Regions from separate parts of the Homo sapiens genome. Here region 1 is linked to region 2. Evidence: read pairs that join two places in POLR2A ChIA-PET (ENCODE). Cell type or tissue: Panc1. All regions are shown on one strand.

Evidence for each region. ChIA-PET counts read pairs that join two places held together with the same protein. Peaks named below come from ENCODE experiments on the same cell type or tissue, not always from the same donor. Only the 100,000 strongest peaks of a DNase experiment are listed, where the experiment ranks them.
Region 1: POLR2A ChIA-PET joins it to region 2 with 6 read pairs; 4 of 35 experiments call an interaction of 5 or more read pairs at or near these places.

What each region holds. Positions count from the first base shown.
Region 1 is chr19:38,935,458-38,939,457 of GRCh38, reverse strand. It overlaps LOC124904713 (a long non-coding RNA gene), which reads left to right. Exons shown (of 2, transcript XR_007067253.1): 2 at 2,606-4,000. Among named protein-coding and RNA genes, the nearest start is that of MRPS12, 6.5 kb to the right of the region's middle. In Panc1, no CTCF peak of the experiment used is centred here; no DNase peak of the experiment used is centred here.
Region 2 is chr19:39,065,113-39,069,112 of GRCh38, reverse strand. No RefSeq gene overlaps it. Among named protein-coding and RNA genes, the nearest start is that of ACP7, 17 kb to the left of the region's middle. In Panc1, no CTCF peak of the experiment used is centred here; no DNase peak of the experiment used is centred here; H3K27ac peaks cover 679 bases.

The DNA of each region.
Region 1 (4,000 bases), 130 kb after region 2:
AAACAAGGCAAAACAGCTTATTGGGTGAATCAAATTACTGATAAACGTCCTACCTGTGAAATAACTATTCAGGGAAAGAAATATAAAGGTTTGGTAGATACAGGAGCGGACATTTCATTTCTCTATAGCAATGGCCGTCCACATGGCCAATTCAACCTGCTCAGTTTAACATAGTTGGAGTTGGTAAAGCCCCTGAAGTATATCAAAGTAGTTATATTTTGCATTGTGAAGGGCCTGATGGACAACCTGGGACTATTCAACCAAAACTTCTGTACCTATAAATTTATGGGGAAGATATTTATTACAACAATGCGGAGCACAAGTTCTAATTCCAGAACAATTATATAGCCCTCAAAGTCAACATATGATGCATGAAATGGGGTATGTCCCTAGTATGGGACTAGGAAAAAATTTACAAGGTTTGAAGGAACCGCTTCAAGCAGAAATACAAGTTTCCGCCAAGGTTTAGGATATTATTTTTGATGGCGGCCATTGTTAAGCCTCCAGAACCTATACCTTTAAAATGGTTAACAGATAAGCCAATTTGGATAGAACAATGGCCGCTAAGTAAAGAGAAACTGAAGGCTTTAGAGGAATTAGTTACTGAATAATTAGAAAACGGACACATAGCTCCAACATTTTCCCCTTGGAATTCTCCAGTTTTCGTAATTAAGAAAAGAATCAGATAAACGGAGAATGTTAACTGACTTAAGAGCCATTAATTCAGTTATACAACCCATGGGTACATTACAGCCAGGATTGCCTTCTCCTGCTATGATTCCAAAAAATTGGCCTTTAATAGTCATAGATTTAAAAGACTGTTTCTTTACTATCCCCTTAGCTGAGCAAGACTGTGAACAGTTTGCATTTACAATTCCTGCAGTAAACAACCTGCAGCCTGCTAAGCGTTTTCACTGGAAAGTATTGCCACAAGGCATGTTAAACAGCCCAACAATTTGCCAGACTTATGTAGGGCAAGCAATTGAACCTACTCGTTAAAAGTTTTCACAGTGTTACATTATTCATTATATGGATGATATACTTTGTGCTGCCCCCACTCGAGAAGTATTACTCCAATGTTATGATCACTTACAAAATTCGATTTCTTGCGCTGGTTTAATTATAGCTCCTGACAAAATTCAGACTACTACTCCTTACTCCTACTTGGGGACCTTAGTAAATGACACTACCATTGTGCCACAGAAAGCAACCATACATAGGAATCAATTGAAAACATTAAAGGACTTTCAAAAATTACTAGGGGACATTAATTGGATACGACCTGCTCTAGGCATTCCTACCTATGCCATGAGTAATCTATTTTCTATCCTTAGAGGAGATCCTGGTCTCACAAGCCCTCGGTAATTAACAAGAGAAGCTGAGGCAGAGCTGCGGCTAATCGAAAAGCAAGTCCATAAAGCTCAAATAAATAGATTAGATCCAGAGAAGACTCTAGATTTGCTAATTTTTCCAACTCAGCATTCACCTACTGGTGTTATTGTTCAAGAGTGAGATCTTGTAGAGTGGCTTTTTCTTCCACATACTAATTCACGGACTCTAACTCCTTATTTGGATCAAATTGCTACTATGATAGGAAATGGGAGAACTCGGATTGTTAAATTACATGGATATGATCCTGGAAAAATTATTATCCCTCTCACAAAGGCACAAATACAGCAAGCTTTTATAAATAGTCTTACTTGGCAAACCAATTAAGCTGACTTTGTGGGTATTCTCGATAACCATTTTCCTAAACAAAACTGTTTTAATTTTTGAAATTAACTAATTGGATTCTCCCTAAAATAACTAAATTTAAACCAATTGAAGGTGCTGAAAATGTTTTTACAGATGGGTCTAGTAATGGTAAAGCTTCTTATTCTGGCTCAAAAAGTAAAGTTTTTCAGATGCCCTATACTTCAGCTCAAAAAGTGGAGCCTGTAGCTGTAATTGAGGTAGTGACTGCTTTTCATATGCCTATTAATGTGATTTCTGACTCTTCATACGTGATTCATTCCACACAATTAACTGAAAATGCTCAGTTACAATTTCCTGCAGATGAACAACTGATGATTTTATTTACCCAACTGCAAACAGCAGTTAGGAGTAGAATGCACCCTTTTTACATCACTCACATTAGGGCTCATACACCTCTTCCAGGCGTCACCTTTTGCAGTGTTTTGCAGTGATGGGCATTCCAGCTTCTATTAAAACAGATAAAGCCCCAGGCTACACTAGCCGAGCTCTAGCTACATTTTTCTCTATACGGAATATTAAACACATTACTGGTATCCCATATAATTCTCAAGGACAAGCCATAGTGGAAAGAATGAATCTCTCCCTGAAACAGCAGTTGCAAAAGCAAAAAAAAGGGGGGAAAACAAGGACTACGGGACACCCCATATGCAACTGAATCTAGCATTGTTAACTTTAAATTTTTTGAGCCTGCCTAAAGGCCAGATCCTATCAGTAGCTGAACAGCATCTACAGAAACCAGCTGCAAAGACAGAAGCAGAACAACTAGTTTGGTGGAGAGATCCAATAACAAAAAGTTAGGAAATAGGTAAAATAATAACTTGGGGTAGAGGTTATGCTTGTGTTTCTCCAGGACTGACTCAACAGCCGATTTGGATACCATCAAGACACCTGAAACCTTATCATGAGCCAGATGCTGAGGAAGAGATTCCGGGAGGAAACTGAGGACCCCCCCCACCCCCGGTTGCAGCCATGTCGAGACTGACGCTGAGGAAGACCCCAACTGTCACGAGCAACACCTGTCAAACACAGCCACCCACCTGGAGACAGATCAAGAAGCTGTCACAGATGGTGGAAGAAAACCTGAGGAAAGTGGGACAACCAGTCGCAATGAGTAATTTAATGGTAGCTATGATAGCGATGATCACCACTGCCATGAGTATTCCTTCAATAAGGGCTGACACAGAGGACAATTATACTTATTGGGCATATTTATCAATCTTGGCTGGCAATAATGCCTGGATGTAATCACTCTATGACACAGTTATACAAGCTTTCTGATCTCATAATAAATCTGCTCCTATAATTGAGGCATACTGCCCTCAAAAACATATTTGTAAACAGGATTGGACCCAGTTAGCAAAAATGAACGTACTTGTTTAGGAAGATTGCTTTGCAGAACAGGCAGAGGTGCTGCACAACAATTCCTATGGAATCATTATTAATTGGTCACCTATGGGGATGTTTAGCTTGAACTGCACCTCTCAGTCTGCATGCCATGGCCACACTGTGATCAGCTCATCTGAACAAAATGGTCAGATGATAGAAATGGTAAGAAATACAGCAAGAGTTCCTATTATCTGGAACCATGGCAGTATAGTGGCACCTCAGCCTCAAATGATATGGCCTGCTCTAGGAGCTAAACATAAGCATTTGTGGAAACTGTTAATAGCTCTTAATAAAATCAAAATTTGGGAAAGAATAAAAAAGCATCTAGAAGGCCACTCTACAAACTTGTATTTGGATATTGCAAAATTGAAAGAACAAATATTTAAAGTATCCCAGGCACACGTGAACTTAATGCCAGGAACTGGAGTGCTTGAAGGAGCTGCAGACAGATTAGCAGCTAGTAACCCATTCAAATGGATAAAAACACTTGGAGGCTCTGTGATTTCAATGATGATTGTGCTTTTACTCTGTGTTGTTTGTCTTTGTATAGTGTGCAGATGCGGATCCTGACTCCTGTGAGAAGTAGCTCACCGTGACAAAGCTGCCTTTGCTTTTATCACTTTGCAAAACAAAAAAGGGGACATGTTGGGAACAGGCCCCTGAATCTGGCCATAAACTGGCCCCAAAACTGGCCATAAACAAAATCTCTGCAGCACTGTGACATGTTCATGATGGCCATGACCCCCACCCTGAAGGTCGTGGGTTTACTGGAATGAGGGCAAGGAACACCTGGCTCACCCAGGATGGAAAACGGCTTAAAGGGGTTCCTGTACCACAAACAATAGCATGAGCGATCTGT
Region 2 (4,000 bases):
GGGGAGGAAAGGTGCAGCAGGGTCCACTGGCTGTTCACAGTGGCCATTTGCACATTTGCACCTTCTATAACAGCACCCTCAGGTTTTTTTCTCTCTTTTTTTTTTTTTTTTTTTTTGAGACAGAGTCTCGCTCTGTTGCCCAGGCTGGAGTGCAGTGGTGCCATCTTGGCTCACTGTAACCTCTGCCTCCTGGGTTCAAGTGATTCTCCTGCCTCAGCCTCCCAAGTAGCTGGGATTACTGGTGCCCAAAAAAAAGAAACAGAGGCTGGGGGTGGTGGCTCATGTCTGTAATCCCAGTACTTTGGGAGGCTGAGGTGGGTGGATCACCTGAGGTCGGGAGTTTGAGACCAGCCTGACCAACATGGAGAAACTCCATCTCTACTAAAAATACAAAATTAGCTGGGTGTGGTGGCACATGCCTGTAATCCCAGTGAGAGGTGAAGCCAGCTGGACTTCCTGGGTCGAGTGGGGACTTGGAGTACTTTTCTGTCTAGCTAAACGATTGTAAACGCACCAATCAGCGCTCTGTGTCTAGTTAAAGGATTGTAAATGCACCAATCAGCACTCTGTAAAAACACACCAATCAGCACTCTGTGTCTAGCTAAAGGATTGTAAACGCACCAATCAGCACTCTATAAAATGGACCAATCAGCACTCTGCAAAATGGACCAATCAGCACTCTGTAAAATGGACAAATCAGCAGGATGTGGGCGGGGCCAAATAAGGGAATAAAAGCTGGCCACTGGAGCCAGCAGTGGCAACCTGCTCTGGTCCTTTTCCACACAGTGGAGGCTTTGTTCTCTGGCTCTTCACAATAAATCTTGCTGCTGCTCATTCTTTGGGTCCACACTACCTTTAAGAGCTGTAACACTCACTGTGAAGGCCTGCGGTTTTACTCCTGAAGTCAGTGAGACCATGAGCCCACCGGAAGGAACTCCAGACACATGTGAACATCTGAAGGAACAAACTTCAGACACACCGTCTTAAAGAGCTGTAACACTCACCCCGAAGGAAGGTCCATGGCTTCATTCTTGAAGTCAGCAAGACCAAGAACCCATCAGAAGGAATAAATTGCGGACATGCCAGCTACTCAGGAGGCTGAGGCAGGAGAATCACTTGAACCCTGGAGGCAGAGGTTGCAGTGAGCTGAGATCGTGTCATTGCACTCTAGCCTGGGCAACAAGAGCGAAACTCCATCTCAAAAAAAAAAGAATATTAAAATGGGAAGATGATCCTGGATAATCCATGTAGGCTCCAAATGCAATCACAAATATTCTTATAATACGAGGCCCTCAGCCGGGAGTGGTGGCGGGTGCCTGTAATCCCAGCTACCTGGGAGGCTGAGGCAGGAGAATCTTTTTAACCCAGGAGGTGGAAGTTGCAGTGAGCCGAGATTGGCCACTGCACTCCAGCCTGGGTGACAAGAGTAAGACTGTCTCAAAAAAAAAAAAAGAAAGAAAAGAAAATAAGAATTGAGGCTGGGTGCGGTGGCTCATGCCTGTAATCCCAGCAGTTTGAGAGGCTGAGGTGGGCGGATCACTTGAGGTCAGGAGTTTGAGACCAGCCTGGCCAACACGGTGAAACCCCATCTCTACTAAAAATACAAAAATTAGCCAGGTGTGGTGGCACATGCCTGTAGTCCCAGCTACAGAGGAGACTGAGGCAGCAGAATCGCTTGAACCCAGGAGGCCAAGGTTGCAGTGAGCTGAGATTGTACCACTGCACTCCAGCCTGGACAGAGAGGGTGACAGAGAGGGACTTCATCTCAAAAAAAAAAAAAAAAAAGAATTGAACTTTGGATTTGGCACCATGGAAGTCACTGATGACCTTGACAAGCTGTTGGATTTGTTTTTCATCACTGCACGTTATGCTCTAGGTACCGTGGCCGATATAGTCTAGGTGCTATCACCACCAATCTCATGTTGAATTGCAATTTCCAACATTGGAGGTGGAGCCTGGTGGGAGGTGATTGGATCATGGGGTGGATCCTTCATGAATGGGTGAGCACCATCCCCTTGGTAGTGAGTGAGTTCTCAAGAGATCTGGTCATTTAAAAGTGTGTGGCAGCCGGGCATGGTGGCTCACACCTGTAATCCCAGCACTTTGGGAGGCCGAGGCGGGTGAATCACGAGGTCAGGAGATCGAGACCATCCTGGCTAACATGGTGAAACCCCGTCTCTACTAAAAATACAAAAAATTAGCCAGGCGCGGTGGCAGGCGCCTGTAGTCCCAGCTACTCGGGAGGCTGAGGCAGGAGAATGGCGTGAACCCGGGAGGTGGAGCTTGCAGTGAGCTGAGATCGCACCACTGCACTCCAGCTTGGGTGACAGAGCGAGACTCCGTCTCAGAAAAAAAAAAAAAAAAAAAGACGGTCTCGCTCTGTTGCCCAGGCTGGAATGCAGTGGTGCGATCTCGGCTCACTGCAACCTCTGCCTCCTGAGTTCAAGCGATTCTCCTGTCTCAGCCTCCCGAGTAGCTGGGATTACAGACCCCCACCACCACGCCCGACTAATTTTTGTATTTTTAGTGGAGACAGGGTTTCATTATGTTGGCCAGGCTGGTCTCGAACTCCTGACCTCAAGTGATCCACTCACCTCAGCCTCCCAAAGTGCTGGAGTTACAGGCGTGAGCCACGGCGCCCGGACTTAAGAGCCATTCTTATTTCCTTTTCTATGAACTATTTGTTCACATTCTCTGTGTATTTTTTCCCCTGATGAGATTGTTCCTTTTCTTATTCATTTGTGGGAAATCTATTAAAATTAGCCCTTTGCATGTGATGCAATTTGGAAGTATTTTTCCAGGTTTGTCATGTTAATTCTGGATTGATCAAATATAGACATCATTATGAACGATGAGCATTCAGCTCTCACCCCAACACTCTTTTTATTCCCCATCCCTGTGATTTCTGTTATTAGAACTCACTCTACCACGTTTAATCCTCTTTCAAACACAAGCTTCTGACTGTCAGTCTTCTCGGATAAAATCATGATGATCTAATCATATCTCAGACATTGCTGCAAAAGAGGTAAGAGATCTATGTTTGAAAGTCTGGCAAGTACCATTTTAGTTTTTTCAATGTTTTTGACTACAGTTCAAAATAAGACATGTACTTATATCACAACCTAGCACACATGCATATATGTATATCTATTACATAATTAAAGTTTACAAAACTTGGCCAGTTGCGGTGGCTCACGCCTGTAATCCCAGGACTTTGGGAGGCCAAGGCAGGTGGATCACTTGAGGTCAGGGGTTCAAGACCTGCCTGGCCAACATGGTGAAACCCCGTCTCTACTAAAAGTACAAAAAAATTTAGCCGGGCATGGTGGCACGCATCTGTAATCCCAGCTACTCGGGAGGGTGAGGTGGGAGAATTGCTTGAACCCAGGAGGCGGAGGTTGCAGTGAGCTGAGATCATGCCACTGCACTCCAGCCTGGGTGACAGAGTGAGACTCTGTCTCAAAAAAAAAAAAGTTTTATATAACTTGTGCAAGACTCACAATGTGGGCAGTGCCAGCCTCTAATCTCTTCTGTTTTTGCTTTTGTTTTTAAATGCTGGTCTAAATCCACTTAATTGATTTCAAGGCCTTAGCAGATCTCTATCTGCTTTCTAGAACAAGTCTATGTTTTTTGTTAATTTTGAGACAGGGTCTTGCTCTGTTGCCCAGGCTGGAGTGCAGTGGCAAGATCTTGGCTCACTGCAACCTCTGCTTCCCGAGTTCAAGCGCTTCTTGTGTCTTAGCTTCCCAGACAGCTGGGATTACAGGCACCCGCCACCACGCCTGGCTAATTTTGTATTTTTAGTACAGGTGGGGTTTCTCCATGTTGGCCAGGCTGGTCTGGTCTTGAACTCCTGACCTCAGGTGATCCACCCACCTTGCCCTCCCAAAGTGCTGGGATTACAGGCCTGAGCCACCATGCTTGGCCAAATCTATACTTTTAAAGTTTCTATGCAGATATTTTAAAATTTGTTTTATTCCACTCGAGTGAGGTATAATTT